Linked DNA regions of Homo sapiens: region 1 is linked to region 2. A link is an interaction called in ENCODE POLR2A ChIA-PET data of the cell type or tissue named here. Cell type or tissue: OCI-LY7. All regions are shown on one strand. Links, peaks and the distances in the headings refer to the core of each region. The heading gives the core; the rest is flanking DNA.

Region 1 (14,460 bases), core at 6,309-8,808, 500 kb before region 2:
CTCTCAGTTTCTGAGGTTCCCCCTCGTTTCCCCAGGCAGTCAGCCCCCCAGGCACATATATGAGACTTCTTTCTTTTCCCCAGAGGTTACAGTTCTGGGAGAGAAAAGAGGATCACAGCTCTGATCTCAGCAGACCGTATCATCCCAAATAAATGTTTTTATTATCATAACGTTACACGGAGCTGCATGCTGATAGGTCTTTATGTATTTGCCAAGTGTTAACGGGAGGTGAAAATCAGGGTAGTTAAGAGCACAGATTTTTATTTTTATTTTTTTTTTTTTGTGAGATGGAGCCTCGCTCTGTCACCCAGGCTGGAGTGCAGTGGCGCTATCTCTGCTCACTGCAACCTCCCGCCTCCGGGGTTCAAGCGATTCTCCTGCTTCAGCCTCCCGAGTAGCTGGGATTACAGGCATGCGCCACCACGCCCGGCTAATTTTTGTATTTTTAGTAGAGACAGGGTTTCGCCATGTTGGTCAGGCAGGTCTGGAACTCCTGACCTTAAGTGATCCGACTACCTCGGCCTCGCAAAGTGTTGGGATTACAGGCATGAGCCACCGCGCCCTGCTAAGAGCACAGATTTTTCAGGCAAGGTAGACCTCGGTTGGAGTCTGTTCTCCAGCTAAGAGCCAGGTAGCCTGGACTTAAGTTTCCTGATATGCAAATGATAGTGCGTATCTCACTACTTTAATGCGAGAATTAAATGGGGGACAGGTAAAGTGTATGATGCAACAGGGAAAGAAATATATCTGAGAAATAACTTCTATAAAGAAAGCTCCAATAAAAGTGCAGTTGATTCCCAAATACGAACGTATAGTTCAGCACACCAGCATTTTGAGTAGGTAATGTGTGCCAGTAGACTGGATCATACAGATAAATAACATACCATTTCTGCATTCATGGAGCTCACAAAGGACATTAATATGATTTAACTTTGTCAATTGACTTTAACAGCTATCTTTTCTGGCCTGTCCTTCCTTTATAAGAAAGATAATCTTAAGAATCCTCTAAAATTGTCTGTTTAGGATTAGCAGGATTTTAATGGCTACCTTAGAAATCTAGTTCCTCACTATCTCTTCTCCCACCCCTCTCGGTTGTATAGAATGCCTTGGGAGAATTCTTAACTTACTAAAGGTCACACAGCTAATCGGTAGCAGAACAGGAACTAGAGGCCTGATCACCCTTTCTTCCAATGTTAGTGCACTTTCTAGACGCCTGACCCAGCCAGCCCAGTGTCATATTTATAATTGAAACTCAGACCATCAAGGTGGTTCACCCCTGTAATCCTAGCACGTTGGGGGGCGGAAGTGGGTGGATCCCTTGAGCACAGGAGTTCAAGACCAGCCTGGGCAACATGGTGAAACCTCCTCTCTACAAAAAAAAAAAAAAAAAGCTGGCTGTGGTGGTGCATGCCTGTGAACCTAGCTAATAGGGAGGCTGAGGCAGGAAGATCACTTGGATCATGTGAGCCTGGGAAGTGAGGGCTGTAGTGAGCTGTGATTGGGCCACTGCACCCCAGCCTAAGCGACACAGTGGGACCCTGTCTCAAAAAGAAAAAAAAGAAAACTCAGAAGTTGTAGAATATTTGGGGTAAGGCAACCCCTAAAAAGTAAGATGATTCCTATTTAGATTCCTAATAGACAATAGTCATATAAATATGGATTTTATTCCCTTTCTGCTGCTTAAAAAGGGTTTGATTCCGGAGGCCCTCATAGGAATCATTTAAAAAATAAGTCTTAATAAATGATTATTTGCCAGGCACTGTTGTAATTAAAATCTGACAGTTTAGTGAGTTAAGGACTGATATCCTCATTTTTCACATGAGGCAGCTGAGACAGAGACGCCTTGTAACTTGCTTAAAGTCACATGGCAAGTTGAGGAAGTAGGAGTTTAACCAAAGCAACTTTACCACTCACCGTCTTTTGTTTCCTACTTAATTTGTTAAAACCCGGTATTTGTAGATTACTTGAACATCACCAGCCATTTTTGAGGCTACTTTTTAGTCTCTTAATATAATTGTGTGGAGTTATGACAATAGTTTATTTTGTTCTGTTTTATGTGTAGGAAGATGGAGTGAGAGGGCTGGTTCAATGCTTTCCGGTCTGGATCCTCCTGCTTCTTGCCTTCAGAGTTCTCAAAACCAAAACCTGGTGATTCTTTCAGGAAAAGAAGTGATTTTTAAATTTGACTCATTATCACCATAGTTAAATGTAATGACTTTTTGAAGAGTTAGATAATTTTATTGGACTTACCTCTTCAGATAATGCAAAAAAATCTTTAAAGCAATTTAAGTTCAACAGAACCTGTTAGGAATCTTGTGCTGTTCCTGTATGTGGTTTATCTTTCTTCATACTTTGAAATGAAAGTACCAGTGTGTATCATTTCTGGAACAGACTGCCCAAGATTCCAGAATTCAAGTCTATCATCATTGTCAGACTATAACTTCTCATGAGCTTATGGCACAGCATTGTTGAAAACTCCAACACGTGTAGGTTGGCATTACCATCACCTATCCAGCACTACTGAAGGGTCTGGTTCCTTGGAATGTTGTAGGTGTTTGCAGTGAGTCCCCGGCAAAACCATCCATTTAACTTCCTTTTTTTTTTTTTTTTTGGAAATATGTGTGCCTTTATTAGCTGAGCCACTACTTGAGGGGGATGAAGCGGGAGGAGTGGGTGGCCCCGATGCCGGGCCGGCAGTGCTTCACCAGCTTATAGGTGATGGAGAACTCGCCCAGGTAGTGACTGATCATCTCCGGCTTGATCTCCACCTGGTTGAAGGTCTTGCCGTTGTAGACGCCCACCATGCTGCCCACCATCTTGGGCAGGATGATCATGTCCCGCAGGTGCGTCTTCACCACTTCCGGCTTCTCCATGGGCGGTGCCTCCTTCTTGGCCTTGCGCAGGCGCTTCAGCAGCGAGTTCTGTTTCCGCCGCAGGCCCGGGTTCACTTGCGGCCGCTGGCACGCACTGTACAGCTGCGTCAGCTGCTCGCAGGACACGTCCCGTCCCGCAGCTGGTCCAAGTCTGTGCCGCGGTAGGTGAGTTTGCGGAAGGTCCGCTTCTTCTGCTCTACCTCGGCCATCTTGTCGGATCCTCAGAAAAGTTCACTTCCATTTTTAGGCAGCTCGTAAAGCTTTAAAATTTTTTGGCAAACTAAATTTAATATACTTTTAATGATTTAAAAATGAATTAGTAAAGTTTTTTTGTTTTTGCTTTTTTTTTTTTTTGACGAAACGGAGTTTCACTCTTGTCACCCAGGTTGGAGTGCAATGGCATGATCTCCGCTCGCCACAACCTCCGCCTCCCGGGTTCAAGCGATTCTCCTGCTTCAGCCTCCGGAGTAGCTGGGATTACAGGCATGTGCCACCATGCCTGGCTACTTTTGTACTTTTAGTAGAGATGGGGTTTCTCCATTTTGGTCAGGCTGGTCTCGAACTCCCGACCTCTGGTGATCCGCCTGCCTCGGCCTCCCAAAGTGTTGGGATTACAGGCGTGAGCCACCCCACCTGGCCGAATTAGTAAAGTTACTGATAGCAAAACTGATTTTTCTTACTGTACTTTTATTGGCAGTTACTTTTTGTGTAATGCTAATAATTGTTCTGTATATTAATAAAGCAAGCAAAATACTATTAGCTCATCTGTAATTTAGTATTTTTATAAAGCTAATACTTTTATAAAATTTTAATGCTCTATAAAAGTATAAAGATACCTTGTACAGATACTTTATAAAGATCAAAGACAGCCGAAAGTCCTGCAATCCCAGCACTTTGGGAGGCCGAGGCGGGTGGATCACCTGAGGCCGGGAGTTCAAGACCAGCCTGGTCAACATGGTGAAACCCCGTCTCTACTAAAAATACAAAAAATTAGCTGGGCGTAGTGGCACTCGCCTGTAATCCCAGCTACTCGGGAGGCTGAGGCAGGAGAATCTCTTGAACCCGGGAGGTAGAGGTTGCAGTGAGCCCAGATTGCGCCGTTGCACTCCAGCCTGGGCAACAAGAGTAAAACTCGTCTCAAAAAAAAAAAAAAAAAAGAAAGACCACCAAAAGTCTTGTGTTACTAGCTCTTGAAATCTTCTATATTTGCAAATGAATGTATTAGTGTAAAGGAATTAGGACTAAGCTGTATTCGTGATATCAGGTGAGGGTTTACATTTTCATTTACACTAAAGAACAGCTTTCCCATGATTTGTTCCTCCTTTGTAGCACGCTGAGTATTGTGTGTTGAATTTGAATTCCTTAAATGGAATTAAGGGAAATTGAGGTTTCTGTATGATTTTTGAAGAAATGCTGCAGCGTATAAATCCAGGCTAACAAGATATAATGTCTTTTAAGAACTGTGAGATAACCTACAAAATGAATGATGTATATTTGTAGGGCCTATAAATGGCTGATCCTAAGACTTAACATCTTGGCAGAAGCACTCGGATTCCTGCAGAGTCAGGTTTCTGTTTTGGAAATGGACCACACTGCAGATTTTGAAAATGAGTGGTGTTATTCCTGACTCCTTCAAAATATATCCCTCTGACCTTTCAGCTCCGTTCACCTTCTCTGCTGCTATCACAAGTCAGACTTGGTTAAGGGAAATAGATTAATAGTAAAACTGTTTTAGCCATCAAGTTTCCTTTCCCATTCCCCAAACGTACTAATTAAACAGTTACTTCAAGGATTTATATAAACCTCTTAATAAAGCTGATAAAAGCTGTACAACTAAATATTTATGAAAGCTTTTGGAAAAAAATCTATTTTTGGATTCCTACTCTTTAATATTTATAAAGTGATTTGAACGCAAAAATGCCAAATAGAACTAAACTGAATGCTGTGATTGTTAATAATACTATTGAGTCTACAGCAGCCTCTGTTGATATATGGCTAAATGAGTCCTTCATTATATCACAGTGGTTATGCTGCTTTCACTGAAAATCGTTAGATGGTGGGGCAGTACTTTTATGAAACTATCAAATTTCTGGGATTCCATTTTTTATAAAATGACATTTTGACAGTGTAAACCTTTATTTTAATTTGAATCTTTCATTATCTACTTTGATTAAATAAAAATGCTGAGTTACTCTTCAGCAAGTATACAAAAAGTAATCATCTCTGCCAAATTTCTGTGATTTGTAAATTCTGAGTTTTTTTGGTGGCTCTTGCATGATTTCTTGGTTGGCAAATTATTAAATTTCTTCTCACCCCTCATTTCAAAATGAGGGTGCTTCTTTGGCTTTGGCTGGAAATTGTGTTAGCAACCTATAAAAAGAAAAACTTTAGACAAATTAGACTTAGTTTATTTGAGCAAAGAAATGAATCATAAATCAGGCAGCACCTGAACCAGTAAAGCTTCAGAGTGCTCACCCAGTGACATAGGCAGGCAGTATTTATAGACAGAGAAAGGAAGTGACATGGCCAGGCGCAGTAGCTCGCACCTATAATCCCAGCACTTTGGGAGGCCGAGGCAGGAGGATCACCTTAGGTCAGGAGTTAGAGACCAGCCTGGCCAACATGGTGAAACCATGTCTCTACTAAACATACAAAAATTAGCTGAGCGTGGTGGCGCTTGCCTGTAATCCCAGCTATTTGAGAGGCTGAAGCAGGAGAATCGCTTGAATCCTGGAGTTGGAGATTGCAGTGAGCCGAGATCACACCACTGCACTCCAGCCTGGGCTGCAGAGTGAGACCCCATCTCAGAAAAAAAAAAAAAAAAAGAAAGAAAGGATGTGACATATAGAGATAGCCTGATTGGATACAGCTCTGCTTTGCCTTATTAGGACATGTCTGAGCAGTTTGCAGCCCATAATTGGCTGAAAGCTCAGCTGCCATGCATGGTTGGCTGAGACTTGGTTTTTATTACAGGAATATACTCTCAAATTATGTTGTAGTTTGTGTGCATATTAAGTTAGGTGACAGCTCCCTAGGCATGGAGGCAGTTTTAGGCCAGGTTTAAATTAAGGGCTACAAGCCACTGTCTAGCGAGGATGTTACTTGTTTTGTTTTGTTTTTGAGGGCGCAATCTCGGCTCACTGCAGCCTCCGCCTCCTGGGTTCAAGCGATTCTTCTGCCTCAGCCTCCCGAGTCGCTGGGACTACAGGCACACACCACCACGCCCAGCTAATTTTTGTATTTTTGGTAGAGACGGGGTTTCACCATATTGGCCAGGCTGGTCTCAAACTCCTGACCTCATGATCCGCCTGCTTCGGCCTCCCAAAGTGCTGGGATTACAGGCATGAGCCACCGCGCCCAGCCGAGGATGTTACTTATATTGAAATAACAGATATTTTATTCTTGGTCTCAGCAAGATTTTGAGGCTGAGACAGGAAGTGAATCCAATACATGGTAACTATTTTCTAGATTAAAAATGACAGGTTCCCCATGTTTGCCCTGAATGCTTCTGCTTTATCCATCTGAATGGTAGAGGCTAATATCCTCTTTCATGCCCATTTTATAAGATTCTGAATGAATTTTGGAGTGTAGGAAATCTTTTTTTTTGAGATGAGGTCTTGCTTTTGTCGCCCAGGCTGGAGTGCAATGGCATGATCTTGGCTCACTGCAACCTCCACCTCCTGGGTTCAAGTCATTCTCCTGCCTCAGCCTCCCGAATAGCTGGGATTACAGGTGCCTGCCACCACGCCTGGCTAATTTTTGTATTTTTAGTAGACACAGGATTCTACCATGTTGGCCAGGATGGTCTCGGACTCCTGACCTCAGGTGATCTGCCCTCCTTGGCCTCCCAAAGTGCTGGGATTACAGGCATGAGCCACTGCATGTGGCCTAGGTAATCTTTTATTAATATTAACAACAATGATAATGGCAAATCAGTGCTGTTGGTTTTTTACCAAGGTATAAATAGTTCCATGTATTTTTTTTTTTTTTTGGAGACAGAGTCTTGCTCTGTTGCCCAGGCTGAAGTGCAGTGGCATGATCTTGGCTCACTGCAACCTCCACCTCCCAGGTTCAAGCGATTCTTCTGCCTCAGCCTCCCGAGTAGCTGGGACTACAGGCACTCACCACCATGCCTGGCTGATTTTTGTATTTTTATCAGAGACGGAGTTTCACCTTGTTGGCCAGGCTGGTCCCGAACTCCTGACCTCGTGATCTGCCCACCTCGGCCTCCCAAAGTGCTGGGATTACAGGCGTGAGCCACCGTGCCTGGCCAGTTCTGTGTAATTTTATTTCTTTATCATACGTTTATTTTTTAAGCTAATACATCTACATATTTAGAAATCAAAACAATTCTCCGTAGTCTTCCTATTCTTCCCCCAACCAATAGGTGGCCACATTTATTAGTTTCATGTTTATCCTTCCATTGTTTCTTTGTGCAGATCCAGATGTTTATTTCCCTCCTTTCTAAAAGGGTAGCTTTCTTTTTATATTACTCTATACCCTGCTTTTTCTACTTAATCATATATCTTGGTGAGCATTCCATATCTTTACATATAATCTCTCTCTTTAAAGGACACATTTACATAGGATTCCATTAGGTAGATATGTCACTGTTTATTTGTTAATATAAATAATGGTTATTCTGGCCATAGTTAAGGAATGAGTTATGGACATTTGGGTTGTTTATAATCTGTTGCTATTAGAAATAATACTGTAGCTAATGATCTTTTTTTTTTTTTTTTTTTTTTTTTTGTGAGACAGGGTCTTGCTCTCTCACCCATACTGGAGTGCAGTGGTGTGATTGCAGCTCACTGCAACCTCTGCCTCCCGGGTTTAAACAATTCTTGTGCCTCAGTCTCCCGAGTAGCTGGGATTACAGACGCCCGCCACCACGCATGGCTAAATTTTGTATTTTTAGTAGAGATGGGGTTTCATCATCTTGGCCATGCTGGGCTTGAACTCCTGACATCGTGATCTACCCACCTCGGACTCCCAATGTGCTGGAATTACGGGCATGAGCCACCACGTCTGGCCACAAATAATCTTTTAAATATGAGTGAATTCAGTTATTCCCAGTAATTGGGTTATTGGATAAAAGGGTAAACAGATTTGTCATTTTGATAGGTATTTCCAGATGACCCTCCCTAGGTAAAAGCACATTCACTGAAGTTCTGTCATTTCCCAGCATTTTCTCCAGGCCCTGGGCATGTTGAGGGTATGCAATCCCTGCTTGTGCCTTTAAGGAACTGGAGCCAGGATAGACACAGAGCTAAAAAGTCAATTAGCACACAGATGAAAACTTATGTTGGTAGTGCCAGGGGACCATGGGAGTATAGAGTGTGGGTATTAAATAGAGTAGGTAGATGGGGAATGGTACTGGGGAGGGAGACTACCTAAAAGAACCAGTCTTGTGTTGGGTCTTAAAGAACATTCATATTGGCCAAATCCAGCAATCTGTATCTTGGCAGAGGTTGGCATACAGCTGTTTTTGTAAACAAGCGGCAAGATTCCAGGATGAGGCCTGAGTTTGTGATTCTGACTTCCAGGTCTGGTAGATTTTTTTTTCTAGATCTGAGTAAATCAGTCCTATGTGACATTTTAATTATTATAAACTAGTGCTTCACTTAAAAACAATGGAGCGATCATTTTCCATCGAAATCAAGGAAATGCAAATTAAAATTAAAGTGAGATGAATTGTTCAGGTACCAGATTGGTACAAATTGAAGAAACCTTCCATCACTGAATCTTGTTGAGGGTGGTACACCACACTACAGGGTGGTGTAACCTGCTATGACACTGGCATTACCTAATAAAGCTGGTATTTGCATACCTTATGGCCCAGCAATTCTAGTGGTAGGTTGGGTCAGCAAACATTTAATTAGTGCTCAAAGAAATTTCAGCTGAATTCTCTTTGATTCTACTTTTCATGTATTTGAAAGTTGCATTATTGTTAACCTATCCTGCTGTCTGTCCAGTCTTGCCCATGCACTTCCCGCCCTTTTCCCCCTCCAGCCTCAGTAACCCCAGTTATTTTCTGACAAAGTTTCCAGTTCTTTTACCCTTCCGGTTGGTTCAGATTGCTTTGATTTGTTTTGGTATTTTAGTTTTTAAAAGTGTAGTACTCAAACCTCAGTTCAGTGTGCAGTTAGTTGGTCTGCGAGATAGCTGTCAGTACTACAAAAAATAACTGCTGAAGACCTAGGAACTAAGAGAAGGCAGGGGGTTCTGAAGGTTTGTGCACGTCTCTCCCATTCCATTCAGATTCTCTTTCACTTGCTCATTCAGTCCAGCAATGAATAGACTGACTCTCACGTTTTTGTTCCTGCTGCCAGTAAGAGTAGTTTTGATCAATATATTTCTTTTAACAAAATTATTTGGCTGAAATGTTATTTGCATTATATTTTTTAGTAGGATTTTCCACCTGCAATTCACTTAAGATTGGTTCCTGATCTACACGTTTTAGTTTGGAGTAGTTTGAAATTCTTAGCTCTTCATTAAAGAAGACAATTGCAAATATTAGTTTAGAATAAATTGTTTTTACAGGTTGGATTATGAAGTGTGTTACAAGTTTCACATGATATTTTTAGAGTATCACCACACTTGATTGCTCATTTTTTTCCTCCTCTCAAAAACAGTATAATTTGGCTAATAAGGTTGTCCTTCTCTTTCTATTTTAGTGGAGAAACAAGATTTAACAAGGAGAAAATAATCCAAGGTTGGTATAATCCGATTGTTATTTTAGCTCTCACCCTTGTGTTAATAAGATGTGTGAGTTAAGCAGATTTGGTGGGGTGGGGTAGACTGGGGGCAGCACTCCATTGTGAATTGGGATTACAGAATCAAAGCATCATAACCACAGAAATATGATCAGGGCTGTTAGTAACCAGGAGGAATAAATCTCTCAAGTGAACTGGGTGTGAAGTACAGGTCTCCAAGTTATTCTTTATGTATGGCTTCAAAGTGGCTCTGTCAGCTGATTAATTATATTGGGTCTGGGTGTCTTAAAATATAAATGTCTGGATTTGAAATTATTTTATATTTGGAAACATGAAGTTTACTGACTGGTGTTAATGGTATTTTTTTCTGCTAAGATGGTTATTTTAATTTTAGTAGTAATAAAGGTTTAAAAAAAGAACTATTTTCACATGTGGTCGTTACTTTATTCTGAAGAGATTCTTTCTCCCTTTTTCTGTTAATTTGGACTCAGATCTTTTATTTGCCCTGTGATCCAGCTAGTCTGGCTTTTTAAGAATATCTTGAACTTTTGGCTAGACATGCTATTTCTGTGCTGTGATTATAAAAGCATTTAGTTTTATTTTTTTGGTTAGGGACTTCCGGGGTTTACAAAAACTGATTTTCATATTCCGTGTGCCTGACTCCCTTTTATGGACAATAACTGGTCTGATTCTCAAAGGAACCTTTGTTTTCAGACGAAATATGCCCCACCCAGGTTATCCTCTGGACTGAAGCCTCTTACCACCTGGCCTTTGGTATTGCTCATTTCTCTTTTTCCTAAGACATTGACAATGGAACGTCAAGAAAGTTTTTGTGTTCTTTTCCTGACCTTGTCAGTTGGATGCTTTAGTTCTTTAAGTTACAGCCTTTTGTGTATAAGCATTCAAGGCTCATGTATTTCTTTTTTTTTTTTTTTTTTTTTTGAGTCAGGGTCTCACTGTGCCGCCCAACCTGGAGTGCAGTGGTGCGAACTCGGCTCACTGCAACCTCCGCCTCCCAGGTTCAAGCGATTTCTCATGTCTCAGCCTCCTGAGTAGCTGGGATTACAGGCACGTGCCCCCATGCCCAGCTAATTTTTGTATTTTTGGTAGAGGTGGTGTTTTGCCATGTTGGCCAGGCTGGTCTTGAACTCCTGACCTCAGTTGATATGCCTGCCTTAGCATCCCAAAGTGCTGGAATTACAGGCCTGAGCCGCCGCACGCGGCCTCAAGGCTTATATATTCCTAAGTACTGTTTTTGTTTGCATGCCCGTAGTTTTGACACGTGGTAATGTGGTAAGCATTCAGCACCAAGTATTTTCAATTCCCATTGAGTGACTTCCATTATAAATGCTTTTGTGTTCTGTCAGTATGGTTTATTTGATGATACTTCTTTGAAATGTGTTAATTATGGTCAGTTTTTATAATTCTTCCATTGTATGCTTCAGAAAAATGTATAATCCGTCATTGTTGGGACTGGAATTATATATAAAATAATCAGCCTTCTTGATTTTGTTTTTCAAATCTTACACACTTTATTAGCTTTATAAATGCACTAGTTTGCCTGCATGTCCTAAATATCAATTTATGAGTGCAGTATTTTTAATTTCCTGCTGCAGTGGCCAGTTTGCCCTTTAATACTTGGAATTCTATCCATTTTTGGTTTCTATGTTCTGCTTTTGTATCGACTGAGGTTACTTTATTAGGCTTATACAAGTTTAAATGATTACATCTTCTGAGTAAATTGGATCACTGATTTTCTTATAGTGGTCCCCAAATCCTTAGTGAGACTTTTGTCATAAAGTCTTATTTTTCTGACAGTAATATAGCTACTTGAGCTGTTTTGGGGATGGAATTTCACTGGTATGTATTTTTCCATCTCATTCCTTTCACTCTTTGTGTATACTCATGTTTAAGTGTTATCTCATAAATAGTATGTAGCTAAATTTTGGCTCTTTTGAAAATATATATAAGTTGTCTTTTTTTTTTTTTGAGACAGAGTCTTGCTCTGTCACCCAGGGTGGAGTGCAATGGCGCGATCTCAGCTCACTGCAACCTCTGCCTCCCGGGTTCAAGCAATTCTCCTGCCCGAGACTCCCGAGTAGCTGGGATTACAGGTTCCCGGCACCACACCTGGCTCATTTTTTAAATTTTTATTTATTTATTTATTTTGAGACGGAGTCTCACTCTGTTGCCCAGGCTGGAGTGCAATGGCGTGATCTCGGCTCCTGCAACCTCCACCTCCCGGGTTCAAGCGATTCTCCTGTCTCAGCCTCCTGAGTAGCTGGGATTACAGGTGCACACTACCAGGCTCGGCTAGTTTTTGTATTTTTAGTAGAGACGGGGTTTTACCACATTGGTCAGGCTGGTCTCGAACTAACCTGGTGATCCACCCACCTCGGCCTCCCAAAGTGCTGGGATTGCAGGCGTTAGCCACCGCGCCTGGCCTAATTTTTGTATTTTTAGTAGAGACGGGGTTTCACCATGTTGGCCAGGCAGGTCTCAAACTCCTGACCTCAGGTGACCCATCTGCCTTGGCCTCCCAAAGTGTTGGGATTACAGGCGTGAGCCACCACGCTTGGCCTAGAATCTGTCTTTTAACTGGCAGTAGTGACTGTTTGCCTTTATTCTGGTCACTGATGTGTTTCGATTTTTTTTCTTTGTTTTTTTTTTCCCCTTCTTTTTATAGTCTTTCTTTTTTTAATCTTACCTGCTTTTACTTCTTAAGTTCTTGGTTTTTTTCCTGTTCCACACTTTCTTACTTTCCCCACTACCTTTCAAATGATGTACCATTTCCATTCTTTTCAAGGTTATCTTAAAATTCTTACCCTCATACCTGTCTTAGCCAAGGCTGCTGTAACAGAGTATCATGGACCCAGTGGCTTAAACAATACACAGTTCTAGAGACTGTGAATTCCAAGATCAGGGTGCCAGCAGATCCAGTGTCTGTGGAGGACCTGATTCCTGGTTTGCGGACTGCTGTCTTCTGGTTAATATCCTCACATGGCAGAGAGATAGATTGAGAACACTTATAAGGACACTAATCCTGTTCATGAGGGCTCCACCCTAGGATCTAATCACCTCCCAAAGGCCTGCCTCCTAATACGATCACATTGAGGGTTAGGATGTCAACATTTGAATTTTGGGGGGACACATTTACTCTGACAATACCTAATAAAGTATAATATTAATATCCCCTCTTCCAAAAAATACAAAGAACTTGTCTAGTCGCTTAGTCCTGTCTTTTTTTAATTGCTTGAGGTAGACATTATTATCTTCATTTGTTTAGATGGCATTTAAATTTATGAATATATTTGCAAGTTTCTCTGCTCCTCATTTGTTTTCGTCTCAGACCATTCCTGAAGTACGTTCTTTGAAAAGTCCTCTAGTGTGTGTAGAGCAGCTGGTGGTAAACATAGTGGCTTCAGTCGGTACACACTTGTAACTGATGATTCTCTCAGCACTTGGAAGATAGCATTCTGCAGTTTTGGTTCCATTTTTCCTGTTAAGAGATTTCTATCAGCTAAATGGTGTTCCATGGTAGGAAATATGTCTTTCTCTGTAACTTCCTTTAAACTCTTCAATTTTGATATTCTTTAGTTTCTCATAATATATCTAGGAGGAATTTTTTTTTTAATGTATCCTGCTTGATGTACATGTGTTTTCTTATTCTGTGAAATTCTTAGCTATTTTCTTTTCATATTCCTCTCCTTCATTTTTTCTGTTCTTTTATTTTTTTGAGACGGAGTTTCACTCTTGTTGCCCAGGCTGGAGTGCAGTGGTGTGATCTTGACTCACTGCAACCTCCGCCTCCTGGGCTCAAGTGATTCTCCTGCCTCAGCCTTCCAAGTAGCTGGGATTACAGGCGTGCTCCACCATGCCCAGCTAATTTTGTATTTTTAGTAGAGACAGGATTTCGCCATGTTGGCCAGTCTGACTTTGAACTCCTGACCTCGAGTGATCCACCCCCTTCAGCCTCCCAAAGTGCTGGGATTGCAGGCGTGAGCCACCATGCCCGGCCATTTTTTTTTTTTTATTCCTTTAGAGTTCCAATTAGATGCATGTTATAGACTGAATGTTTTTCTTCCCAAAAGTTACATGTTGAAATCATAACTCCCAATATGATGACATTAGGAGGTGGGGTCTTTGGGTGGTTATTAGGTCACAAGGGTGCAGCCCTCATGAATGGAATTTATTCAAGAGACACCAGAGAGCTCTTTCCTCTTTGTGCCATGGGAGCACTGAAGGAGAAGTCAGTAGCGTGTAATGTGGAGAGGCCCTCACCAGAACCCAACCATGATGGTACCCTCATCTCAAACTTCCAGCCTCCAGAACTGTGAGAAATAAATATCTGTTGTTAACAAGTCACCCAGTCTGTAGTACTTTGTTACAGCAACTAAGACAAGGCATCGTTAGGAGTTCTCATTCTTTCCTTTAGAACTCTAATATATCTGAGCTATGCTCTATCTCCTTGTATCTGTGCCGTGTACTGGGTAATATCTTCTGCTCTGTCTTTGAGTTCATTAAACCTCCTTTCATCTGAATCTCTGTTTATCCATTGAGGGGCCCTCCAGCCCCCAGCAATCCTGATTTTTATTATTAAAAGATCTATTTGGTTATTTTAGAAAATTGTCTACTTATTTTTGATGCTTACTGTTACTTGCTTATTTTTGTGACTCTGTCTTTATGTTTTATTCATAGTTATTGTAAATTCCCTATTTGCTGATTTCAATGTCTGAAGTCTTGATGGGTGGCTTTGGTTTATGGTAGATTATTTTCTTGTGTGTTGAATCTTTGGCTAAACAATTATTTGTTCTAAATTAGTGGAAAACCTGTTAGCCTCTTTTGAGAATGCTTTGCTCTGAAAAGGATTT
Region 2 (15,971 bases), core at 8,576-11,075:
AAAAAGCCTTAAATAGGGGATGGCTTTAGAACTGCCCTTAATTCACTTGAAGGTTTTGCTAGTATCTGGCTGTCTCTCTCGGGTACTGAAGGCAGAACAAAAGGAAAGGACATAAATCTCTGTGGTGCAAGGTGCAGGGAACACTCCTTGACAAGGAGGATTAAGATTCACCAGGCAGTCCGCAAGGAGAATTGATGGTCTCCTTGCTAGAAGTCTTAGAGCATGGGCTAAGTCCCACCTGCAGCAGGACACTAGGACAACCTGAGGGGCCCCCATGGGGTTGAAGGTTGTGCTATTACAATTGGCCCCAGATAAGTTTTGGGGGATAATAGAAATGCTGTGAAGCAGGATTGTGGTAATAATCATACAACTCTAAAAATCGCACCCCAAAATCATTGAATTGTGAAAAAAAAGAAAGCAACGAGTCTAATAATCTGGGAGTTTTCCATCTGGGCTGGGAGAACGGTTTGGTCCTATAAATCTAGAAGCTTAGCATGTCTAAAAATGGACCAGACAATATCTAGAATAGAATGACAGTTTTTTTCTTCTGCCACATGGGGACACTTTAGAGCTTATATGCAGTCGATCGTTGCTATTCATGCACAATACCACGAACTGGTGTGTGTGTGTGTGTGTGTGTGTGTGTGTGTGTGTGTGTGTGTGTGTCTGTGTGTGCTTCGTTTTGACATCAAATTGTTATGAGAGTTACATGCTTTTCTCTTTTTTCTTTTTTTCCTCTAAAGATATGTCATGCCATTTTTTGGGTAAGTGCAGGGCATAATTAGCATGCACTGAACTATGATATATATGTTGAACATTATTCATTATACAGGACTACGGTCTTGAGCTTGCCCAGGGAACTTACACTTTGCTGGCAAAAAGAAAAAAACTCCAAGAAAAGTTCCCACAAACTAAAAACCCCACCAAATCCCTGCACCTGTAAACTCAGAATTCCTTAAGAGATTGCATAGGGCCCAAGGTTTTATGTATTTATCTACTATGGTTATTATTTTATTTTTGAATTTTTTGAAATTTTTTTTGTGGGTACATAAAGGTTTTATTTTCCCTGGCCCCCTACCTACAGTCCCTCTACAGTCGTTATTGATGCTTAACAGCCCTATGAAGAGGTCCCAGCAGTCTTTGGTGCTTCCGGTAAACAAAAGAAGTGGACGGTAACGGCCTTCATTTGTCTTACTGAGCCTTTCAATGATTCTCTCCCAGACTCTGATCCCCTCTTGGCCTGCTTTGCCTTGTGCCCACTGGACCCTCCCTTCCCTCTCCTTGGTGCTTTCCTCAGATGCACCAGCCAGTCCTGTGGCTTGTCATTTCTCCTCTCCGCTGGCTGAGCCCTTGCTTGCAGCAGCATTTCTATCTGCCTGCAACTCAACATACATTCCAAGATAGATTCCCAGAGAGCGTGGTCCTTCCAGGACAATCTGGCTGGAGCTGCCATCCTGGCTCACATGGGTTTTGACTGTGTGTTATTGCCATGGGAAGGAAGTGGGGAGGAAAGTGTCCTCCAATCCTACCTTGTCACAGTCACTTAGGGGAGGAAAAGAATTCCATTTACTAGGTGGTAGGAGTTCCTCTCTCCATCCCGCTTCATATTTTGCCTTGGGTTGCACAGATAGCTCATGGCAGAACAGGGTCTGGAGCTTGGCAGTTGGCAGGGAGAGGGATCTTCCCAGACATAGGCCGCGGGGAAGAAAGACAGATGGGCTTTTAGCCTCTCATCTTGCCAGGTCTCCTGATGAACCACTTTCCTGTGCTGGCCTTGAGTGAGTCTCTGTGGGGTTGGGAATGGTCATGTTTTTCATGTCCCTTTGTTCTGAACTTGAGAAAATAGTTCACCCTGCCTCTTGGTCTTCTTGGTCCTCATCCCCTGGCTTCACCTGGTACCCTAAAGGGGGAGTGGAAATCTATCAGCCACTGCCTTTGAAGGGTTATCAAAGCAGCTGCTGTGTTTGAAGGTGCACATTAACAATAGGAGAGGGACTCCCTCATTTTCAGAACAAAAGAGGAAAGGTTCCTACCCTACAGGAAGTATCATTCGCACTGGTCTAACCTTGGCTATCACTTGACCTGTTTGGGGACTAGTCCTGATGGGATTTATTACAATTTTTTTTTTAATCCAACTCCAACCTCATCATTGTTACTCTAAAGAGAATTCCTCACTCCTCGGTCACGAGCCTCAGCAGATACACTTTACCTCCTCCTGGAAAACATTTTGGAATCTTAAGCAGCTTCTGCTGCAGGCTGCAAGGAGCGCAGACAGACCCTGGCTCTTTGGTGAGAGCAAAGGCGACATTTCAAAAGGAAATTGCAGCCACGCAGTCTGCTGGCGCTGCTATTTTTGACATGCTTGCTGTTCTCTCAGGGCTTGACAACCGCTGTCTCCAGGAGACAGACAAACCTGCTCTTGGCAGCAGAGACACTGCTTTGAAAAAGAACATAGGAAGACAGTCCTGCAGCTGGGAGGGGCGGGGAGGACTTGCCACTGGAAGCGTGGCACCTGGCTAGTGGGGCTGCAGATCTGAGGTTGCAGGATTTATCCTCACCTAGGGAATCCTGACCTTGCGTTGCATCCTTCCCACTGGGAATAGTCCTAGCAAGAATAAGAATGGTGCTATTCATTTACAGAACATTGTCAAACACGTTCAGTGCTTTCAGACATCGTGCGATTTAACAAAGGGTTTAAGAGCATAGTTGCTGGAGCCTGATCGTCGCGGCTCAAATCCCTCCTTTGCTGGGTAACATGGGGCAAGTTATGAAACAGTTCTGTGGCCTCAGTTTCTTTCTCTGTCAAATGGAGGATAATAATAGTACCAATCTGATAGGGTTGTTTTGAGGATTAAATGAATTAATGTATGTACAGTGTTTAAATGTACAATGTCAGCTGTTATTATCATCCTGCAGCAGTGAAATGAAGTAGGTAGGCTAGGCTTTGTTTTTTTCTTTGGCAGATAAGAAAACTGAAGCTCAGAGGGGTTGTGATGTCTTTAAAGGCACACAGTAATGTGTGTTTCATCCTCTTCAGGGGAGATGGAACAGAATGGAATGCAGTGAGGGTCTAACTGTTATTGGGCAAGAAGAATGAAGCCATAGCTCCTAAATGTGTTTATAGACTTCTGTTTACATGCCAGCTTGTCTCTGATGGAGCAGCAGCAGGTGTCCTGTGCTTTTGTTCCCTATGGGTCCCTGAAAGTGCACACACACACACACACACACACACATATGCATATACACACATACGTATATACACACATAAATATATATACATACATACACATACATACATACACAAAAACACACACATACACATATATACACATATGCACACACAAAACCACATATACACACACGTATATATACAGAAACATGAATATACATATGCACATGTATACACACGTATATGCACACACAAACATATACACACGTATGCACAGGCACATACATGCATGCTTATACATATACCCACGTATATACACAAACACATATGGTGCTATATATTCTATATGTGTGTAGCATATATACGTGGAACATCTTTCTATGGATCCCTTTCTCAGTACTGCCACTGATCTCCCTCTCCCATTTTAACATTCTCAGTGGTTGACACTGCATTCGAGTTTTCCTCACACACCTGCTCCTGCCTTCTTCCTTGGGAAGAATGCAGGGTCTTATAGTTAGCAGAAGGGACAGAACCCACAAGCCAGCCCCTGGCCCAGAGTTTTCCTACCCTGTTCCAGTGGCTTTCAAACTTCCACTGTCCTGGTCCTCACCGTCAGCATGCATTCTTTTCCCCAGTCACCTTCACGGCCCCCTTTGCAGGTGGGGGTACCCCTTAATCTCCCGTGGCTGTGTTTCTGCTTTCCTGTCCTTCTTTGAGGTGGAGGAGACAGGAGGCCTCGTAGTTGGAAGAAGCCAGCTCCCCTGCCCTTGTGGGTCTCCCCTGGCCTTCACTCCACCTAAAGAGCATTTATGACATCTCTTGTTAGGGGTCTTGGCACGGGCCAGATTGCTGTCTTCACCCTCAGCTCACTGCCACAGCCACTACGGCTTCTTAACAAAGGTCCTATCCCAGGGCAAGGTGACGTGGCTGCCCTCATGGTTGAGGATTCTGAGCTTGCTGGCTTGCCTGCCATGGGAGTTGGAGAATTGGTCTGAATCACTGTTTATTAGCTGTACCTCATTTAACCTCACCGAGCTTCAGTTTCGTCATCTGCAAAATAAGGAAGCTAACATCACTTGCCTTACACAGTTGCTGTGAGATTCAGAAGAGGCAGCCAGTGAAAGAGTTTAGCAGGAAATAAACTCTTAGCAAAGCATGGCTCTTCCCACTGCCAATCAGCAGAGAGACCCTTAGAGACACCAAACACCCATCCGAGAGTGGGGCCGAAACTACCTGCACGTCAGAGAAAGGCAGGGTCCCTGCCAACTGCAGTTTTGTTCTCTGAAATAAACATTTAAATGAAATATGACATAAAAAATAGACTCAGGATAGCTAGCTATTTTTACCAGAAGGCTCTTTGCCCAGAGGATTCACAGCAGAATTTCTTTAAATAATTGCCCTTACGGTGTGATTTAATATACAGAAATATAATCTGAATATATCTTGGAAGAATAGGATGGATATACTGGTAATATGTATATATTTTAACAAAGTTTGTTTCCAGCCAAACTAGAATGAGAATTCTCACTTAACCCTTCCCTCAGGCCCTGGAGCATTGCAGAGGGTCACAGATGGAGGGGGCAGTGAATGCCTCTTTAGGAAGAAGGAGACTGATGCAGAGAAGTGAAATAATTTGCCGAAGATCACACAGGAAATTAGGGGCAGAGTTGTGCCTGGGACCCAAATTTTCTAACTCCAACTCCAGCATATTTTCCCATGGGAAATGGAACTGTAAGGATTACCTAAACACACACACACACACACACACACACACACACACACACACACACACTCTTAAAAATAACTCTTCATTTTCTACCCAACCAAACTCCTTAGCAGAGCTGCCCATAGAAAATGGAATTAAGTGATTTTAACTTTTATCTTTCCCTCCCCTGAGTTTCCAGGGCACAGAGGCAGTGAGCCTAGCTAGAGAAGCCCAGAACCAGATGACCAGCTTCTGGATTTTTAAGGGAGGACTAATGACTGAGGGCTAGTGCAGACCAAAGGTATTTAGCACTGGACAAAGAGAGGCTCATGTACAGGCTCTGGGCTTCTAATCTCACTGATTAAGGGATTCTTTAACCTCTTAAGGCTTTATTTTTTCTGTTAAATTTAGTGACTGGACAGAAGGAAACTGTCATAGATTGGAAATCAGGAAGTCAAGGGGTTATCTGAGTCTTCTGAATTTTATAGCGGAAAGAAGGGATGCAGAAGGCCAGCATCTTACCCAGGAACGCTGACTTCTGATGCCTTGGGAGGCAGAAACCAGTTTCTAGACTCTTCCCTGCACTTTGTTGCCCCGATAGAGAAAGAGAAGTGACTGTCAGTTACAGAGATCTTTTACAAATCACAGGACCAGGGTGAGGAGGAAGAACGTGTCCAGAAGGCCTGGTGGTTGAGCCATAAATCAGCCAGGCACTCCCCAGCTGCTTTAAGGCAATTTGGCATTGGTGGAAAGAGAAAAGAGGTCCGGTATGGTGGGGAAAATAGCTGTGTTCCCTGCAGAAGACTGCTTTCTGTGCTTCAGGGGAAGGATCGCGTTCACCCAGGAGAGCATACGTGTGCACACGCAGGTGCCCAGGCACACCCTCCCCAACCAGACCCTCTACTCACTTGGATGTGTGTGTGTGTGTGTGTGTGTGTGTGTGTGTGTGTGTGTGTTTTGTTTTTCTTTTTTCTGCATCTGCAATCTCCTGGTTTATGGTTTTACATGCCTCCAGCAATTCCAAATTGCAATCACAGAGCACCTTCCCTAAAACTGGGCAGATTACCTTATAAGAGGTCCTCAACTGTCACTTGTGGCTTGTGAGCCACATGGGACACAACATTAAGAAATACTGGAATATTTCACACACACACATCTGAAGTTTTGGTTTCTCTTAAAAGCAAAGGTCTGGGCTTGTTGATCCTGCATGTTTGCTTTCCACCCACCATCAGCAAAAGCTGAGGGACAGCGGCCCCCTGCAGAAGGACGTGGGTTCTCTTTGCCCAGTGCCCATCGCTTCTTAGTCCCTGCTGCTGAGGCTGGGCCGTCTGTCATTTTTCTTTTTTTTTAGATGGAGTTTCGCTCTTGTTTCCCAGGCTGGAGTGCAGTGGCATGGTCTCGGCTCACCGCAACCTCTGCCTCCCAGGTTCAAGCGATTCTCCTGCCTTAGTCTCCTGAATAGCTGGAATTAGTGCTCACCACCAGGCCTGACTAATTTTTTGCATTTTTAGGAGAGAGGGGGTTTCACCATGTTGGCCAGGCTGATCTCAAACTCCTGACCTCAAGTGATCCGCCCACCTTGGCCTCCCAAAGTGTTGGGATTACAGGTGTGAGCCACCGCGCCCGGCCCGTCTGTCAGTTTTAATTGTGCCCCTAGCCATGTTTTTTCATAGGTGGGAGATATTTCTCTCTATGTACATTTCTACCAAAGCTTAGAAAAGGAAAGATGGAAAGGGTATCATGTTTAGGGAAAATGATACCTGGCTTATGTCACCTGGTAACCCCTGGGGACACTGGTGCTTGCGGCCATACTCAGAGCCTTCCTGTGTGATTTCATCTAAGTGGCTCAGAATCAACTATCTGACTTAGAAGTAGCAGGTCAGATGGAGATGTGAGTATGTGTGTTTGCTGGACAAAAAAGAAATGAGAGCAGAAATGAAGGCTGCTTGCTGGGAGGAGCCGGTTCCAGCTACCCATGAGAGACAGGACTGTGAGGCTGCACAGAGAAGAAGGCACTGGAGAGTAACAAGAGCATGCCATGTTCTGTGTCCAGTTAAGCAGGCAGGGGAATGTGTGATGTAATTCAGAACTCCCAACCAAAATGGTAAAAATTAGAAATCAGGCAAACTTCTGCGTTCAGAGATGTATCCAATTAGAGAACCGCCTCCTGTTTCTGTGATGTCAGACTGTGGAGCACTACTCCACTCCCGCTGGCTAGGACTGAGTGGGCGTCAGAGTGGGGATTCATGAGTGGCATTGTGTGGCTTTCCTGATAATGACTGGCCACCCAGCCACGGGCTGTGCATCTGTCTGGTTGCTTCTGCGATGTCATGAGGCCCATGGCCGTGCCCGGATTCGATCTTGCCTCTCCTGGGTTATTCCCAGTTGGTTTCAGCTCTCAGGTGGAATCTTCTGTCTTTGAAGCTTATTGGCCGAAAGCTAAATGGCCGTAGATTTGGAACCATGCCCAACATTATTTCCTTGGGAAGGAGATAAGAAACGTTTTCCTTTTTTTAAGCTTTATATGTACCCTTTCCAGGAGGGCAGGAAATGTTCAGTCAGGTTGGGATTAAATAAAATCCATCATGAGCCTTACATTTGAATGCTTGTAGGCCTCACTTGTTCCAACAGATGAGTTTCCAAAAAGTTGTTGTTGTTTTGTGTATGTATAATATAATTATTTTCCTCTCAGAGGTGCTTTTTAATAGAAGTGAGCCCTTTCACATTTAAAAAACTACACAATATAGTTAAAAGAGAGCATGTAGTCAGTAGAAAAATGAATTTAAACTAGCTTATAGTGTACTTCATGCAATCATAATTCCTTCTTCCAGCGGAAGGAAGAGGAATGCTATGGCATTGGAAATGATGGAAATGATGAGGATTGCTGATCAGACTTGAAAGGAAAAAAAGCTTTTTTTTTTTTTCATTTTAGGAACTAGGAGATATTTTTCAAAATGTATGTTCAAAAACGGGAATTCCGGCTGGGTGCAGTGGCTCATGCCTGTAATCCCAGCACTTTGAGAGGCCGAGGCGGGCGAATCACTTGAGGTCAGGAGTTCGAGATGAGCCTGGCCAATATGGTGAAACTCCATCTCTACTAAAAATACAAAAATTAGCCAGGTGTGGTGGCAGATTTCTGTAATCTCGGCTACCCTGGAGGTAGAGGCATGTGAATTGCTTGCACCAGGGAGGTGGAGGTTGCAGTGAGCTGAGACTGCGCCACTGCACTCCTGCCTGGGCGACAGAGCGAGACTCCATCTCAAATAAATAAATAAATAATAAAATAAAATGGGGAATTCCAAGAAAATCTATCATAATCTCTCTTTTTCTTACTGCATGCAGACTGTAAGTGATGCATTTGCAGGTGGGCAGCACTGCCTTTCCCACACCTGTAGCTGTGTCAGGTGAGGCAGGACAGGAGACATGAGAACATGGTTCTGAGCCTCTTGGTCTATCTGTGAACAATGTAGGCAGAAGGTGATATCTGTCCACCCTGAGGAAGTCAGCTCCCAGTGCTGTTCCCCACTGGTGTCTGCCTGTGTGACCCGGGGAGAGTTCAGAACCTCACTGAGCCTTGGTTTTCTCCTCTGTAAAACTGGGCCATTAATAGACATCCCTCATGGTGGCCAGTGAATGGGTGGAATTAGAGCAGGTAATGCTAACAGGCCTGGTATGTGGCGAGCATTCAGCAAAAGTTATTATTTCATGGTCTGTTTCTTATTTGCCCACTTTGACAGAGTAGTGAGGCATAAGCAAGGTCTCTTGTCCAAACGTTAGATACAGTTAAAACCACTCAAAGCTCTCATAAATCAGTCTTTTGGGAAATATGTCCATCTATGTAATAGTTTCTCTTGTTTTGTAGATTTGGACTTCCTGATCAAATAGTGACCATGATTCAGGTATTAAATCATCAAATACTTGGTCATAACAGAGGCGACTCATGTAAAGGGGCTTACTACCTTCTTAGAGTGAAACTGTTTCCTTGCTAAAAAAGCCAGCAGCAGAGAATATCCAGGGATTTTGTTAAATTCCTAAAGAAAGAACATGAGCAATGAAGTGACTTACCCATTGAGAATCCCCGAGATCAGCGAGAACTTCCAGAAAACTTGGGAATCCACAGAGAGGTTGAATGACTGAGTGTGGAAGCATCTCATGACTCAGCTATTCACTTGGCTGACCTGTGGGCTGCCGTAAGCGGGAGAATGAACGGGAAGAAATGCACAAGGGTGTAGGTAGGATGCTTCCTCCCCGATGCGTAAGGTCAACACTTTTCTTTGCAATTATAATACCAATCTGTGGAAAACAGACTCAACTTACAGAGGATGTATTGGCTTTACCTTCAACATTTCAGGGATGTCTTTAATTTGCAAGCCAGTCAGCTGAACTCACTTAATATATCAATAGAGAATAAGGACAGATGACATGAAATAATTGAGCAGGAAGAGAATTCTAAAAGTCATGGAATTAATTGCCTTGCTGTGTATTAGAAAAATGTCTAGATTATTCCAGGCTTATTCTGAAAAATGCCCAGAGAAAGAGAATCCATAATATAGACTCCTTCAAGCTACTTGTGTTTGAGCACCCTTTGTCAGGATGTTTTCCTCATTTCTCAGTTACACATCTCCTGCTGCACTTTAAACTTCCTTCCTCCTGTTTTGTCTTCTGCTGAAATGGATACTCAAGTGACCATGTTACCTAGAATAACTCATGCCAGAGTTCCTCAAATGTGATCTGCAGAACATCAGTCCTACGCAACTTTCCATGGAGAAAGAATCCCCAGGCACTATGTTTCAGAAATGCTGCCTCTTGGAGATGCACAATGCATCTGAACATGAAATTAAAGGCTCTGAGAAGTCCTGCAGCAGTAAAACTATTTCACTTCTTTAAACCAGTGTTTTTCAACTTCTTACATTTTTAAAAATTTTTACCACAGAATCTCCATCCCCCTTTTATAGTAATGTCTGCTCACATACCCCCAAAACTCATCCAACAAATACATTTTGGAAAACTCGAAGAGATCTGAAGCTTGTTGCAATGGATTTGAGTGCATGGACCCTCAGCCATGAAAGGTTTTTTCAGTTGGACCATTCTGTGGCTTCTTATCAACCTTCTTAAAGTTCTTCACACCCCTCTTGAGTTGTTCAGAAACGGAAGTGGTTTTGATAAGGCACTGAGTAATGTGATAAAACACATCCTCTTCCCTATAGTCCTTATAAGTCTTCTTAAATAGAAGTCTTTGAGAAAATAACAGTAAGAGTTGGTCTTATTTGTTAGGTTTAGAGCTACCTTGCTAGGAAATGTCCACAGCTCTGATGCACTCTGCCAGGCAAATGAGGTCGTCTGCATGGCTTTTGCCTTACACTGTAACAGCCAATTCCTATGCACGTTGTTAACCAAATCAAAAATTGTAACATGGATTTTTTTACGATCACTTTTCTAACTAAAACCTTTTGATGAAAACATTGATGATAACCTTTACTCACTATCCTATTTATGAAATCTTACTCACAATCTGAGAAAGATGCAAATACCAGCAGTGAGTTGTATGTAACCAGGTTTTCTCAGTATTCTTTTCCATCTTCCTAAACACTGTTTTCAAGTGTGACATTTGTCCTTTCTCCCAAGGCATTTTTGGTGCTGACACACCACAGTTGGACCTGGTTCCTCTGGTGCTTGGATTTCAGTCTCCTGGAAAGCTGTTTTCTTCTAGGTGTTTTTTGTTTGTTTGTTTTGTTTTGTTTTGTTTTGGTGCTGCTGAGGGCTCTTACCTCTGACCCTCCTCTGCTCATCTAGCAAGGCCTGAGGTTTGCTGTCTGCTCCTCACCAACTGGTCCAGGCTGAAATTCCTTCTTCCATGGTGTCCCTTCTGTGCTCAGAGGCAAAAGCAGAAAGGAGGGAATTGCTCTTGTCCTGTTGTTGCCTTTGTACCGATTCCTTTTCTGTACATCTTGAGCCATGAGGAAAAGTTTCTGGTATTAAAGCCACTAAAAGTCAGAAGAAGTGGACTGTGGGGTGGGTGAGGATTGCATCCAATTCTGGGTCTGTCACTAACCTGCTGTGTGACCCTACACATGTCACCTGCCTGGCCCTCAGCAAATGGTAGCCATTAGTATTGTTCTCCCACCAGAGTCTTCACTGTAAAGTGAGGTCATTGGATTCAACGACTGGGTTTCTGCTTGAAAATTCTGCGGATACCCAAGTGTATTAATCAGATGTGCAGCTGGCTGCCTGAAAACTTGACAGACTTTATTGCTTGGCTTTTGCCACTGGAGTGATCTTTGAAAAAGAGAGTTGGAGTTACTAGGTTTTCAACTTTATGTAGAATCACTGAATTTCAGAGCTCATATACTCCAGTCTATTATTTTACAAAGATCAGAACTTACATTTAAAAATATACTGAGTAGGTTGTAGCAAAGTTTTGAAAGAGAGACAATAGTTTTTATCTACTGTCAAGCAATGATAAACGTCTTCCTTCTTCTTCCTTTCTGCCTCTATTCCTTCCTCCCTCCTTCCTTTCCTCCTCTCCTCCCTCCTCCCTCTCTTTGCTTCCTTCCCTACGTCTTTTCCTCCCTCCTCCCCTCCATCGTCCCCTCTCTCTTCCCTCCTTCCTCCTTCTTTCCTTCTTTTCCTCCCTCCCTCTCTCCCTCGTTCTTTCCTTCCCTCCTTCTTTCCTTCCTTCCCTCCTTCCTTCCTTCCTTCCCTCCTTCCTTCCTTCCTTCCTTCCTCCTTCCTTCCTTCCCTCCTTCCTTCCTTTCTCTCGCCCTTCCCTCCTCCTTCCCTCCTTCCTTTCTATTTTTCTTAGATGAAGCCTATCCTAGTTATTAAGTGATTCCAGATCCTTCTTTATTTCGGTGTTGCAAAATAAACATTCCTTGGTTTTGGCCGTTTCAAGCACCTTGGCATTATGATGGGGAAAATGCTGGGCAAGAAAAGACATTTCTATATTAAGGAGAAGCAGGGGAGTGCAGCCCAGCAGGGATGCGAACCAGTATTCCCTGGGTCTCAGATTCCACACTAGAGGAAGAAGTCTGTAGAAAGGACAAAGGAAAGAAAGGTTGGTGTTACTCTCTGGTATCCTTAGACAAAGTAGAAGCTGGCTTCTTCCATTTCTGGGAGACAGCAGTGAGCAGCCCCAAGGGCAGGCATTCGATTGTAGTGCCTAGGTCACCTCACTGTGCCGCAAAGTGGCTCTGGGATGGAAAAGTGTCTAGCTCTGCCCTCACAGCTCTGCCCTGGGAAGCTTCCGAGCTGGGGCTTAGCCCTGCACAGCTCCACCAAGGTCCTGCTGCTTTTCGGTGTGTGTTCATCATTCTCATCCCTCTCAGCTTTCCTTCCTACTCTTAGTGCAGCCTCACGAAGCCTCACAGTCCCTGGACAGGGATAGGAAGCCTGTGTGGGCTCCTAATGTGCTGTTTGACCTTGAGTAAGTTGCTTCAATTGAACGCTTTATTTTCAGACTCTAAAAGGAATATCTGCTCATCATCGAAAATTACCCCAATTTAGAAAAGTATAAGGGAGAAAATAAAAATCCCATAACCCCCCCACCAGAGACACTCAGTGTTGGAACTCGGTTGTATTTCTCCCCCAGACTAACTTTGTCTATGTCTGTATCTGTATCTCTATAGAGACACTCAGTGTTGGAACTCGGTTGTATTTCTCCCCCAGACTAACTTTGTCTATGTCTGTATCTGTATCTCTATAGAGACACTCAGTGTTGGAACTTGGTTGTATTTCTCCCCCAGACTAACTTTGTCTATGTCTGTATCTGTATATCTATAGAGATCATTCAGCATTTCATCTGAAAAGCTTCATATTATGTCTCTAGTTTTCTCATGCAATTACTACATAGCCGTCATGGAGATGCAGCATTCTTTTGGTAACCCACTTCCTATTGGACGTTCAGGTTGCTTCTAATGAACGGTGCTACAACGAACACTTGTAGTGTAGATATTTGTTCACATTTATGACTCCTTCCTTGGCTATACTCCTAAAAGAGTCAAGAGATGTAAACAAAGTGAGCAATTAATTTTCTAGGTATCACCTTTCTCACCTATAGTAAAACAACAACAGAAACAACAATCACTGATAGCAGCGGACACTCACATAGCATCTTGTTTGCCAGGCATGTCTCTAAGGGCTTATGTGTACCAGCGCATTTAATCGTCCCAGTTGCCCCGTTATTATCTCCATTTCACAGAAGTAGCTTGCCCAGAGTCACACACAGCCAGTAAGTGGGGTGGTAGGATTTCAGCCTGGGCAGTCTGGCTCCAGAGTCGTGCTCTTATCTGCTAAACTAGTGTTGCCCCTGTGGGATGAAAGAGCTAAAATGAAGAATCCCTGGGGTCCTGTTACCTGGGAACATCGCTAATGTAGCATGGAATCCTGCAAATAATGCTAGAACGGAGTAATGCAGTTGCCTGATAAGAGTTCACCGGCTCCTGTCATCCTCTTCGTCCTCCCATTTGTGTGTTTGACGAGCTTGGGGTCTCTGTGTTTGTGAGTGCATGTGCATGGATATGCAAGTGTTTGTATAATTTTATGAATGGAACAGAGTCCGCAGTGTGTGAAGCAAGAAAGCCTGAACAATCTATTGACACAATAAAGCACTCATAATTGATGCTGTTAGTTATAGATAACTCATCATCGTTTCCTTTTTATCTTAAGGTTCCCAGGCACGTTGGCTGGGAAATGTGTCATTTTATAATTGGAGTTTCACCCCGGTGGAGCAGGAATAGGATGGGATTTGGCTGTCTACTGTAACCCCATCCCCCCAAAGCATGTCTGTACTTACCGTCTGAGGAGGGTGCTTCCCCTCCTTGAGCTGATTTGCCTGTGCTGTCCAGAAGCATTGCTGGATATGATTATCCAGTAGAAAAGGAGCTAATCGACAAACTTTTCACTGGCATAACGTGTCCACATTGCTCTTATTGCTCGCTAAATATAGAGGTTGCCAGGACCCCTTGAAATTTTGATTCAGAAGATCTGGGAGAAGCCTGAGAATATGCCTTTTTAAAAAACATGTGCTCTGAGTGATCACCTTCATGGATTTTGGGGAAGTCTTAGGTAGCAGGTCTCAACCTTCATAGGATATCAGCATCACCAGATTCTTTTGAAAAAAGTACCACTTCCTGTCCTTCTGCTCACTGCCTGCCCTAATTTGAATAACTGATCTAGGGTGGTTTCCAAGTTCAGGATTTAAAAAAAAAAAAGTCTCTAGAGGTTCTTGTGTGCAGCCATAGTTGGGTACCTCCAGCCCAAGAAGTTCTGCTGATAATATCGCACCTATACATTTAATTGCACTTCACATTTTACAACTCTCTTTCACCATTGAACATCGTAACAATTCACTAAGGTCAGTAAAGCAGGCATTATTATATTGTCCTTGGCCGAGAGAGGTTGACTGAATTGCCCGAGGCTGCACAGCTTCTCCCTCAGTCAGCAGCAGCTGTTCCCTACTTGGCTCATGGCCAGTCCTGCCAGTTCTTTTGGAAGGGGCAGCCTCCACTCCCCTGAGACTCACAGGATGAAATCAATTGCCTCTCCTAGTGCTGATGCTCGCGAGGCTCTTTCTTCCCCTTCTCAGCCACATCTTTTCTACTGCAGCCACTCTTCCTGCTCAGAGGGCCTCTCTCTGAAAGGTGCAGTTGCGTTCCCCTCCCATGCTCCATCCCACTTAACGGTTAGGTCATGGCACTGAGGGATGGACAGCTTGGAGCCTGGACAGTCCACATCCTCCACCGTGGTCTGAGGACAGAGACGTGCTGCCCCCCAGCTCCAGCCCCTTCGATGCCATCCTGCAGAAAGCACTGTGCACGCTGCATGGCAGGAGCCAGTAAAGTTCCACACCCCCATCCCAAATTCTCACATCCACCACCAAAGCTTCCTTCACCCCTGCATCCCACCGCGGATAACCTGAAAGCCCACCTGAGTCCTTCCTGGGAGGCGGCTGTGTGGGGCTGGAGCCCCCTGCAGTGGTGAGTCCCACTCCGGACACCTGGCCAATGGGAGCTTAACAAGGTGGCCAGCGAAAGAGAAACAGAACCCGGTAACGGCATCTGCCCCTTCCGCCATCCTCCACCCCGCAACCCGCTGCGGGCTCAAAATCTCTCCTCATTCAAACCGAGGACTTTTGTTTCTCTTTACTGTTCCTCTCCTTGTCCAGACCTTTTCCTTCACACAGGCTGTATCTTGGAGAGGCTCCCAGTGACTGTAGACTTCCTGTGTCAGAATCCTGCAGCCTCTGTCCCTGGGCTGCTTGGGCGGAGTGGGAGGCTGCGGGAGAAGGCGGGGTTTGCCTTGCAGGCAATGCGGGCAGGGGCGCTGCACCCAGGGAAGAGTTCCAAATGCTGATTCTCCCCATGGCCTTTACCTACCTACCTATTCAGCAGCCTTGCAACTGAGACGAAGCCACCCCCTAGCAGACTTTTGCAGGATATCGTTCACTTTCCTCTCTCAGGCCCTGCCCACCACGGGTTGTTGGTTTTGTGAGTTGGTGTGGGGGAGTCAGCAGGGTCCTCAGTGACTTTTGATCTTTCAGCGCTGACTTTCAGGAAAGGTAAGCTCTCTGCCAACAAAGCTGGTCTCCGCTGTGCCTCCTCCTCTTATACAACAACCCTAAGTGGCTTTCCTGCCAGGTGAGAGGATTTGCAAGGACTGCGGAGGAATATGGGACCGACGAGCTCTCCTTTCTCAAAACAGAGGGAGCCTTGGTGCAGATGCACAAAGTGGTCCTTGAAGTTGCATGTGGCCCGGAGCGGCTGGCTTGGTGGATCTTTACTGTTCTGGTTGGGCATTGTCAGGCAGCTATCAGAGGGCCCAAGAGTCCTTCACAATAACTCGTTATCACCCACAAGCAGCCAGCCAAGTTAGTACCTGCTTGACCCCGTCCTGCTGACAGTGGATTGGACCAGGGTTGAGCCTGAGAGCCAGCCAGCATGAGCCTCTTTCCTAGAAACCGTTAGTCAGGAAAAAAACGTTCTGGTTCAGTCTGGGCTAGCCTCTCTATGGGAGAGATGGAAAACCTCCCAGCCATGGGAGCTGGAAGGGGTCGGATCCATCCTCCAGCTCCGCTTTCTCCTTTTGTAAATGCCAAAAAGA

What was found. Peaks named below come from ENCODE experiments on the same cell type or tissue, not always from the same donor. Only the 100,000 strongest peaks of a DNase experiment are listed, where the experiment ranks them.
Region 1: POLR2A ChIA-PET joins it to region 2 with 5 read pairs; 2 of 35 experiments call an interaction of 5 or more read pairs at or near these places.

What each region holds. Positions count from the first base shown.
Region 1 is chr12:4,321,730-4,336,189 of GRCh38, forward strand. TIGAR (TP53 induced glycolysis regulatory phosphatase) reads left to right here. Exons shown (of 6, transcript NM_020375.3): 2 at 9,551-9,588. It also overlaps the pseudogene RPS15P7. Among named protein-coding and RNA genes, the nearest start is that of TIGAR, 7.7 kb to the left of the region's middle. In OCI-LY7, for the core only: a CTCF peak has its summit at 7,329; no DNase peak of the experiment used is centred there.
Region 2 is chr12:4,815,632-4,831,602 of GRCh38, forward strand. KCNA6-AS1 (KCNA6 antisense RNA 1) reads right to left here and starts at 15,140. Exons shown (of 3, transcript NR_199077.1): 1 at 14,799-15,140. It also overlaps a transcript of KCNA6 not described here. RefSeq lists enhancers at 8,082-9,281, 13,779-13,968, 14,029-14,188, 14,618-15,119 and a silencer at 9,878-10,078. In OCI-LY7, for the core only: no CTCF peak of the experiment used is centred there; a DNase peak (open chromatin) is centred at 10,030; H3K4me3 peaks cover 1,214 bases; H3K27ac peaks cover 1,563 bases.